Linked DNA regions of Homo sapiens: region 1 is linked to region 2. Evidence: read pairs that join two places in POLR2A ChIA-PET (ENCODE). Cell type or tissue: PC-3. All regions are shown on one strand. Links, peaks and the distances in the headings refer to the core of each region. The heading gives the core; the rest is flanking DNA.

Evidence for each region. Peaks named below come from ENCODE experiments on the same cell type or tissue, not always from the same donor. Only the 100,000 strongest peaks of a DNase experiment are listed, where the experiment ranks them.
Region 1: POLR2A ChIA-PET joins it to region 2 with 5 read pairs; 2 of 35 experiments call an interaction of 5 or more read pairs at or near these places.

The regions. Positions count from the first base shown.
Region 1 is chr5:38,606,878-38,611,270 of GRCh38, reverse strand. The region is part of intron 2 of LIFR-AS1 (LIFR antisense RNA 1); the gene reads right to left. It also overlaps a transcript of LIFR not described here. Among named protein-coding and RNA genes, the nearest start is that of MIR3650, 52 kb to the right of the region's middle. In PC-3, for the core only: no CTCF peak of the experiment used is centred there; no DNase peak of the experiment used is centred there.
Region 2 is chr5:38,753,306-38,757,698 of GRCh38, reverse strand. All of the region lies in intron 2 of OSMR-DT (OSMR divergent transcript), which reads left to right. Among named protein-coding and RNA genes, the nearest start is that of LINC01265, 35 kb to the right of the region's middle. In PC-3, for the core only: a CTCF peak has its summit at 2,429 (motif pointing right); DNase peaks (open chromatin) are centred at 1,398 and 2,298; H3K27ac peaks cover 2,525 bases.

The DNA.
Region 1 (4,393 bases), core at 201-4,200, 150 kb after region 2:
TTCATCAGTAAGGTAGGGTAATCATTTCAAGGTTAATGCTAGATTAATTTGCCTTGTAAAAACTTCATTGTATTGAAATGGGGAGGAAATGTACAGAATTAGAGTGGTCATATTTCATGCAGACAATGTTTTTTATTTATGATACTATCCCATTATTCTTCATAAGTCATAATTTATCTCGAAGCTTTAATTTAGAATTATTGTATCTTTCTAAAAGAGGAAAGAATCATTTTTTTCTAAGACAAATAAATAGCTAGCATAGAGTGCTTAATTATGAGGATGGCTTTTAATCTAATTTACCCTCTTTTCCTGATTTTGATAAATATTAAAACTTTTTTATTATTAAAAATAAGCTTCAATTCAAGCCATAGAAAGACTCCAGTTAAGAACATCAAATAATCTGAAATAATCTGTATCTGCCCAGATGACCCATGCTGACCACACAGTTAAATGACTTCCCTCCTACTGGAAGATGAGATGTTTTTTAGCACTAAAAAGATCCTGGAAGAATAACTTCATTCAGTTCTTCAGGGGTATCTGTTCTCTTCCCCGCTGCGTGGGTGACCGGTCCAAGGGGTTATTAGCTCTGGCTGCGTGTCAGTATGATCTAGAGAGTGTTTTGTTTTGTTTGAGACACATTTTGACTCTGTTGCCCAGGCTAGAGTGCAGTGGCACAATCTTGGCTCACTGCAACCTCCACCTTCCGGGTTCAAGCAATTCTTGTGCCTCAGCCTTCCAAGTAGCTGGGACTAGAAGAGCATGCCACCATGCCCGGCTAATTTTTGTATTATTAGGAGAGACAGGGTTTCACCATGGTGGCCAGGTTGGTCTCAAACTCCTGGCCTCTAGTGATCCGCCCCACTCAGCCTCCCAAAGGGCAGGGATGACAGGGGTGAGCCACTGTGCCCAGCCCAGAGAGTTTTTAAAAGGTATCACCCAGGCCTCATCACAGGCCAATTCCATTTGAATTCTGAATATCTGTATTTTCAGTATTTTTAAAATGTTAGATGTTATGAATCTAATGTGCAGCCAGTGTTGAGAACCTCTGGCGTAAATGGGTTCTTCTGTTCAGACAGAGCCTGTCTGTCCCAGCCTCTGCCCAGATGAGGGAGGACCCACGCCATAAATGAAAAGGCAGGTTCTACAAAATCCCACTTGTTTTCTCTCCAATCCTAAACTGAGAAGTAGGGAAGAGAACAGAGGGTTCTAGCTGTGTGCCTGGAGGACAGATTGTGTTTTGTTTTCTTCTATCTTTGTTTTTTTGCCAAAGGTACAGAAAGAGAATAAAGGCCTCCACTAACTCCTAGAGCAAGGTTTTCCACCTCAGCACTGTTGACATCTGGGGCTGGGTAAGCCTTTGTTATGGAGGTCCTCCTGTGTATTGTAAATTCTTAAGCAGCTTTCTTGCCTTTGACACACTGGATGCCAGTGGCATTCACCTCCCCAAGTTGTGACAACGAAAAAATGTGTACAGACGTTGCCAAATGTTCCCTGGGACTGAGGGGAGTGGGTAGAAAATGGCCCCTGGGTGAGAACCGTTGTCCTAGAGCTAACAGCAGAAGCTCTGATGAAGAATTTAGTGGTGACTGTTAGGCTGTGGCTTTTGTGAGTATTGGCAACAGGCGGCAAGGATGGTGGTGCTGGTGAAGACATTGGTGGAGATGGCAGTTTGGGCCCAGGCAGCAAGAGAAACTCTGAAGGTCATGATTGTGACTGTGGCTCAGCAAGCGGGCAGTGGGAGAGACTTTAAGTCTCTGGGTTAAGCAGCAATGCCAGGCAGCCAGGAGGAGAAGAGCATTTGCAAAGACTTGGAGGAGAGGGAAGATGTTGACTGAACTCTGCTTAGGGCTGCTGGACATGAACTGACAAGGCAGCATTTAAAAGGGCTGAGAGGGGACTTGAAGGCCGCTTTAAAAGGACTCAAATGTCCTATTTGGCCCGGACTGTTGAAGATAGCTAATGAGAAGAAACTGCCCTTCATAGGATGGAACTCCCTAGATATTAAATCAGTGGAAGGAAAAAAGAGCAGGCTTTGCTTTGAAATCATCTCAAGATTTATTCAACACTGTAATTAATGTCTCATTAGTCAAAGGTATTAAAATAGGACCTTAAAAGTCATAATACCTTTCCTTCCACTCTCACAAATCCAGGATTATTTACTTATTTCACTCTCCCTCCTTAGATAAAAGAGGAAAGGGAGGTTAAAGAGATAAGAGGGAGCAATTTTGAAAGCCTGTGAGATTAGTCCTGACTCCACAGTTTAAGTCACATAATTCTACCACTTAGGTTTGGAAGGAACGCTTGTTACATCTGTGCTTTTCCATGATATTCTCATACAGAAAGACAACTGATTCTGTCTACACTGACAAGGGGACTCATGGCTTTGGTAAAACAATTGATAAGACATATTTTTTTGCATATGTACAGTAGGTTCTTTGAAACAAACAAAACTCAATACGGAAATACTTTCCAGGGTTGGCTCACATAATTCACCACTTTTCCTTTTATCAAGAATTATAAACTTTAAAGCAGAAAGTGAGTAGACATTATCTGGTTCATCAAACATCAACCTTAATAAAAAGTATGGACTATGAGAATATTCCATTAACTAATTTCCACCTTAAAAATACATGTGGCTAAATACAAGGAATATTAAAAGGGGTTTAAGCTTCAAAGTAAGATAAATTCCATAGTTCTCTATTTCCCATTCCGACATGTATAACTACCATTTTACCTCTGCTCTTTCAATAGTTTCGAAAATGTACTGTTAATTCATCATCAAGCATTTCAAAGGAAATAAACCGATTGCCTCTTGGAAAAAATGTTGAATGTGTTTAGAGAACCCTACACCAAGGTTTATCTGGTTGCATTCCAGGTCTCATATCAGGTTGCAAACAGGCTGCTCTTAGACCAGCTCAGTTTGTGTACTTTTTTTTTTAAGGTCATGGAAGCTGAAGATTGGAAAAGCAAATAGAAGAAAATAAATTCTTCAGCTTGGAGATAAGCAGGAAACCCAAAGAACATGTTCTTAAGTATAAGACCTCAGTAATAATATTGAATAGAAATTCAACTAAATGGAGCTGACAGAAGCCCAGACAGGCAACCAGGAGATTCTTGTGGTGAGTTGCTGACTCTCTGTCTCTCTCTCTGTCTCTACCTCCTTTTCCCCATCTGTTCATTAGGGATATGAGCAATGATGCTTATATCACTATGAAAGTATGATCTCACGTGTATATATTTTTAAAATGTTTGTAAGTGCCTAGATCATTTCTGAAAGAAGCGCCCTCTCAAGAGAAAGAATTAATGGACAATCCTATATTTTAAATAAATGCAGAATCCCAGATTTCACGCATAGTTGAAAAATATTATGCATGTCCTAACCACCTCTAAATTAAATCCAAGTTTCTGACACCTGTTAACTATACTCCTACATATAACCCTATGCACCTGACCTTACTTGTCTTCAGACAATCCTGATTTTACCTCTGGCCTTCACTGAAATTGAGAGAAAGTTCCAGATCCTCTCTGGCCATTGTTTCCCTTGCTGTCAAATGGAGGGGGGAAGTGGGCAATCTCTGGGGCCTCCAGCTGTAACCTTCTCTGGTCAAGATGAGTCAGCTGTAATGCTCTGACCGCTGTTCCACTCCTCTTGTGCAAGACGTTCTATTCTGCTAGAAGGAGGAATGCATGGTAATTTTCAATAGGGTTCGAGAAAGGAAAGCTTGTGAATGACAGAGAGAGAGAGAGAGAGAGAGAGTGCATATGAGAGAGAGTGAGAGAGAGAGCAAAACAGAAGGCTGGGAGTGAAGATGGGAGTTTGAGAGCTATGTTGAATATTGAAGGCTTTGTTTTGAAAAAGCCCAGATAGACAAAAAAGATTTTATAATTCTAGCCACAGACCCCTGCTCTGATCTGAGGAGGTATCTGATGCACATAGAATATGATAAGGACCTTTCTTAGATGAAAATGCGAGGCACAATGAGCCCACAGGCTCTGGTTATACATACAGGCTGTGACCCTGAGCTGTAAGTGCCATCAGTAGACTTTCAACCAAAACATCCCAACAAATATAAGACGATTCTAAGAATGAGTGCTTGGATTTAAAATAGCTTAGATAAATGTTAAATAATCCAAAGAAGATACCAAACAGTGTATAATCTCATTTCTAAATACTATTTTTAAAAAATATGTTTACAAATGAACAGATGATTTTTGATGTTCCCTAAGACTTTAGGAACTAGTGGGGATGGAAAAGGTGAAGAAGGAAAGAGACTTGCTATTAATTTTTTTTTGTTTAAAAACAAATGTTGCATATCAGTTTAACTTTTATAATAAATACTAATTAATTCTGAACACACAGGTTGGATATGATATGAATTGTGTGATGTAAGTG
Region 2 (4,393 bases), core at 89-4,088:
ACTCTTGAATCAGTACTGCCTGGTATGCATAGATATCTGTAATAAACAACTGGAATAGAACAGTAGCCTAAATGGTGTTGGATGGCTGGAGTGCTGAGTTAAGTCATCAAGGGAGAAGCAGGGGCTCAGCCAGCTGGCACTGAAGCCATGTGGGCCTTTTGCCCAGGTAAGAACCTAAGGCCCACATGCTGAGCTGGGTGGAGGGAACACAGCCTTCACCACTGCCTTGCCTGTTTTCCTCTTACGATCTCCTCTGCTGCATACAACTCTTTGGGGCATCACCTTTGTTTCCTGATTTGCTGATTTCAAGGCTTCTCTAGACAGTCATTCTGTTCTTAATTCAAGTACTTAAGTGTGCAGGAAAGGGAAATACACAAGTAGATTGGCCCCGGTCTCCAAAGCCCCAAATCAGAGACACTGAGTCCATTTGCTGTAGGGGATTAAAGCACACTTTATCACCCTACAAGCAAGTGACCTAAACAAGTGAAGTGGACCAGGAAAAAGCATCGAAGGCCATTAGAGAGATCTACCCTCCATCAAGGGACAGTAAATATTCAACTCATTGGGTTTTTCCATGAGACACAGTGAACTCTGCATTGCCACATATTCAGATATTTCAGATAGGCCACAAATGTTGATTTTCTTAAGATGATGTTTCCCAGTTTTTAAAAATCATTCTGTGTGTCAAGTATAAAAACATCTGTGGGCTCCTGGGTTGCTGCCCCCCATCAACTACTTCCCTAATGGATGGCTCAGATATGGTGTCTTAGGCCATTCTGGCTGCCACAATGAAGTACCATAGACAGGGTGGCTTGTAAAATAACAGAAATTTATTTCCATTCATTCTGGAGGCTGGAAGTCTGAGATCAGGGAGCCGGGGGGTGGGGTCTGGTGAGGGCCCTCTTCTGGGGTGCAGGCTGCTGACTTCTCCTTGTGTGCTCCCGTGGCAAGCTCCCTTAGGACTCTTATAAAGACACTGATCCAATTCATATGGGCCCTACTCTCATGACCTCATCTAAGTCGAATTATGTCCCGTAGTCCCAACTTCCTTAATGCCATCACATTTGGGGGTAGAGTTTCAGCGTGTGAATTTGATGGGGATACAACATTCAGTCCATGACAGATAGTATTTCAAATTCAGTCAGCAGAGGGATAGAGAATGAGAATGGGCTGAGAGATGTTTGGATGCTAGAGTCTGTACCTTACCTCTTGGTTTAGGACAGGCAATGCCGATATTGGTATTGTGAGAGAGAGCTTTGATCACAAAGAAGCTGAATTTCAGCCACACAACTCACCTCTCCCTTTGGGAAAGTAATTTATGCAATCTGAGCCTCTTCTTCTCTATTGGTGATATGGGCTCATGCCATCTTCTCAGAGATTTGTCATTGAATCAATAAACTCAGTGTTGTTGAGTTACTCCATTCAGTCACTTAGTCATTCAAATATTTACTAAGAATCTAACATGTCACATGCTTGAAATCAGTAATGAGCAGAATAAACACAGCCCTGGGTCTCAAAGAGTACACCATGGAGAGGGGAAGACAGACAATGTAGAAAGCAGTAAGCATGCAGGGTGAAAGAGCGGTGTTGGGGGTGTAGAGTGCCACTGAAGCGACTTGCGATCAGACCCTGGACCCTTGCTCGTCTTGTCTTCTTCCCTTGTCTCATGGCTTATGGTGTTCTCGCCACACTGGACTCCGAGCTACCTCCTGAGCACACCATCCTCTTCATGCCAATCTCTTTTTTGTCTTTGCTGTTTACTCTGCTGAAATAACCTTTCACCAGATATTTTCAGGGCTGCTCCTTTACGATGTCCTCTCAACAGTCCTAGTCTAAAACAGCAGCCCCAAGTCCTTCACTAGTCTTCCCTGTGACTCTGCTTTATATTTTATAGCACTCGCCACCACCTGACATTCTAGTGCATGTTTGTTTTGTTGTTGTTATTGTTCATTGTCCATCTGCTCCACTGGACTGTAAGCCCCATGAGAGCCTGTACTTTTGTCTACTTTGTTCACTGCCCCAACTCCAGTGCCAGATCAGAGCCTAGATCCTGGGTTTATTCATCAGACATTTGCTGAATGAATGAAGGAAGGAAACACACAGGGGAACCTAATTTAGGTTAAGGGAAAGCTTCCTAGCAAAGGAGATGTTTAAGCCAACAAATTGGCCAGATAAAGAAGTTATTTAGGCAAAGAAGGGAATACAAAATATTTTGGGCAGAAAACACAGCATGTGGGGAGTCCTGGAGATGAGTAAGAGCTTGTTCACAGCAGCAAAAGAAGTTGAGTGTGGTCGGTGACAAAGCGTGGAAAGGGTGGAGTAAGGGAGAGGGCTGTGAGTGGGGAGCCAGAGGGCTGGAGTAGAGAGCCCTGGAAGACCTGAGAAGGAGTTTGAACTTTATCCCACCAGCAGAGGGATGCAAAATGGTACAGCTATGTTGGAAAACATTTCTGCATTTTCTTATCAAGTTAAATCTGTCTTTACTGTACACCTAGAAATGCCACTCCTAGGTATTTACTTAAGTAAAATGTAAACTTAACATTCCACAAAACATTCTATGAGAATGCTTATAAAAGCTCTATTCTTAATCACCAAAAAGAACTGTTCTATATTTTTAATGCTGTGATTACCTGACTGTGTGTTTGTCAAAATTTACGTAATTATGCATTCAAAAGAGTTATTTTCACTGCATGGATATTCCTCTTTAAAGAAAAAACATGGGAAATGGATATTACTCTCTAATTTTTAAGAAAAACACATGGGAAGTTATTAGAAGGTTTTCCGTGGAGAAGTAGCTCTGTCAGGTTTGTGTTTCCAAAAGATCACCTTGTCTCAAGGACAACAAGAATGGAAACAGAAAAACCAATGAGAAGTCTATAGCAGCGGAGGAGGCGAGAGATAACGGTGGCTCCCACTCTGCTGGTAAAAGTGGAGATGTAAGGAGTAGAGGACTTGAGAAATATTTAGGAAGTAGAATTGGCAGGACTTGGCAATTAATTAGAAGTGGGAAATGAGAGAAAGAGGGAGGAGTCAAGAATGATGCTGAGGAATTTGGCTTGGGGGCGTCTGGGAAAGTAGTGGTTCCATGGAGCATGCAGGAGGAGGAGGAGGAAGAGGCTCTGGCAAGCACAAGGTGTGAGGATAAGGTGAGATAACAGCAGCTAGGGACACGTCAGAGGTGCGCTTAATGTTTTCATCTGCTGGATTGGGTTGTTCAGTCTTATGTAGCTAAGTAGTGAAGTAGCACATTGCCTGAGTGCTCACTTCTAAGGGCCTCTTTGCAGCCATAAAATCCACCTGTCTTATTAGTCATCCTTGTAATTTCACCTTCTATACACTCTCACCAGAACACTCTCATCTTCCAAATTCAGTGCTGCTTGTGTAGGTGATCAAGCCATGGTGCCAGCTCAATTCGTGCAGGTCCAGCCACATCATTAAGCTAGTTATTAAGTCAGATGGTGGACCATTCCTCAGGTCCATCCCTATTTTCAAGGCATTTTTTTTCTGTATCCGTACAAATGCCACAGTAAAGAGACCTGTCTGTCTACCCTTCCAGAGCCTTTAGCACCTGCACTTGGTGTGGCTTGGGGAGTTTTGACTCCAGAGAGGAACGACGAGCCTCCACACTCCCCTCTGCTTTGTCAGCTCCTTTTATTCTCTGGCCCAGATAAAGCTGGATTGTGCATCTGCAGCCAAACCACCTTCTACTATTTTCATGTGGCCCCAATTCCTTGTGGTCTAGCCTGGCAAGGAGGAACCCAGACTGAATGAGTGTGGTTCCTGGAGACTGTAGATTTCTTTCAGAACATTTACAATTCCCAGCCAATGTCATATTATTGATTCTGAAAATATTTTTGTGAAGTTAATTGGAAACTCTTGCTTATATTTGAGAAAACAGGGCTGGGCGCGGTGGCTCACGCCTGTAATCCCAGCACTTTGGGAGGCCGAGGTGGGCGGATCATTAGGTCAGGAGTTCGAGACCATGCTGGCTAACACGGTGAAACCCCATCTCTACTAAAAATACAAAAATTAGCTGAGCGTGGTGGCAGGCATCTGTGGTCCCAGCTACTTGAGAGGCTGAGGCAGGAGAATGGCATGAACCCGGGAGGCAGACCTTGCAGTGAGCCGAGAACACGCCACTGCACACTCCAGCCTGGGCGAAAGAGCCAGACTCAAAAAAAAAAAAAAAAGAAAAAAGGGAAACTGAAAACCCAGAGACATTCTGGATAAATCAGCCTAGATTCTAACTGAAGATAATGGCAGAGTGTTCGTTTCTTATCCTTGCCTTAGAGGCATGTGGCAACTTTACTGGCTTTGTAAATGTCAGATTCAATGAAATTGCTTTATAATGGTTACTTCTTGGTGGGTGGGATTGCGGAATGGTTTTGATGCT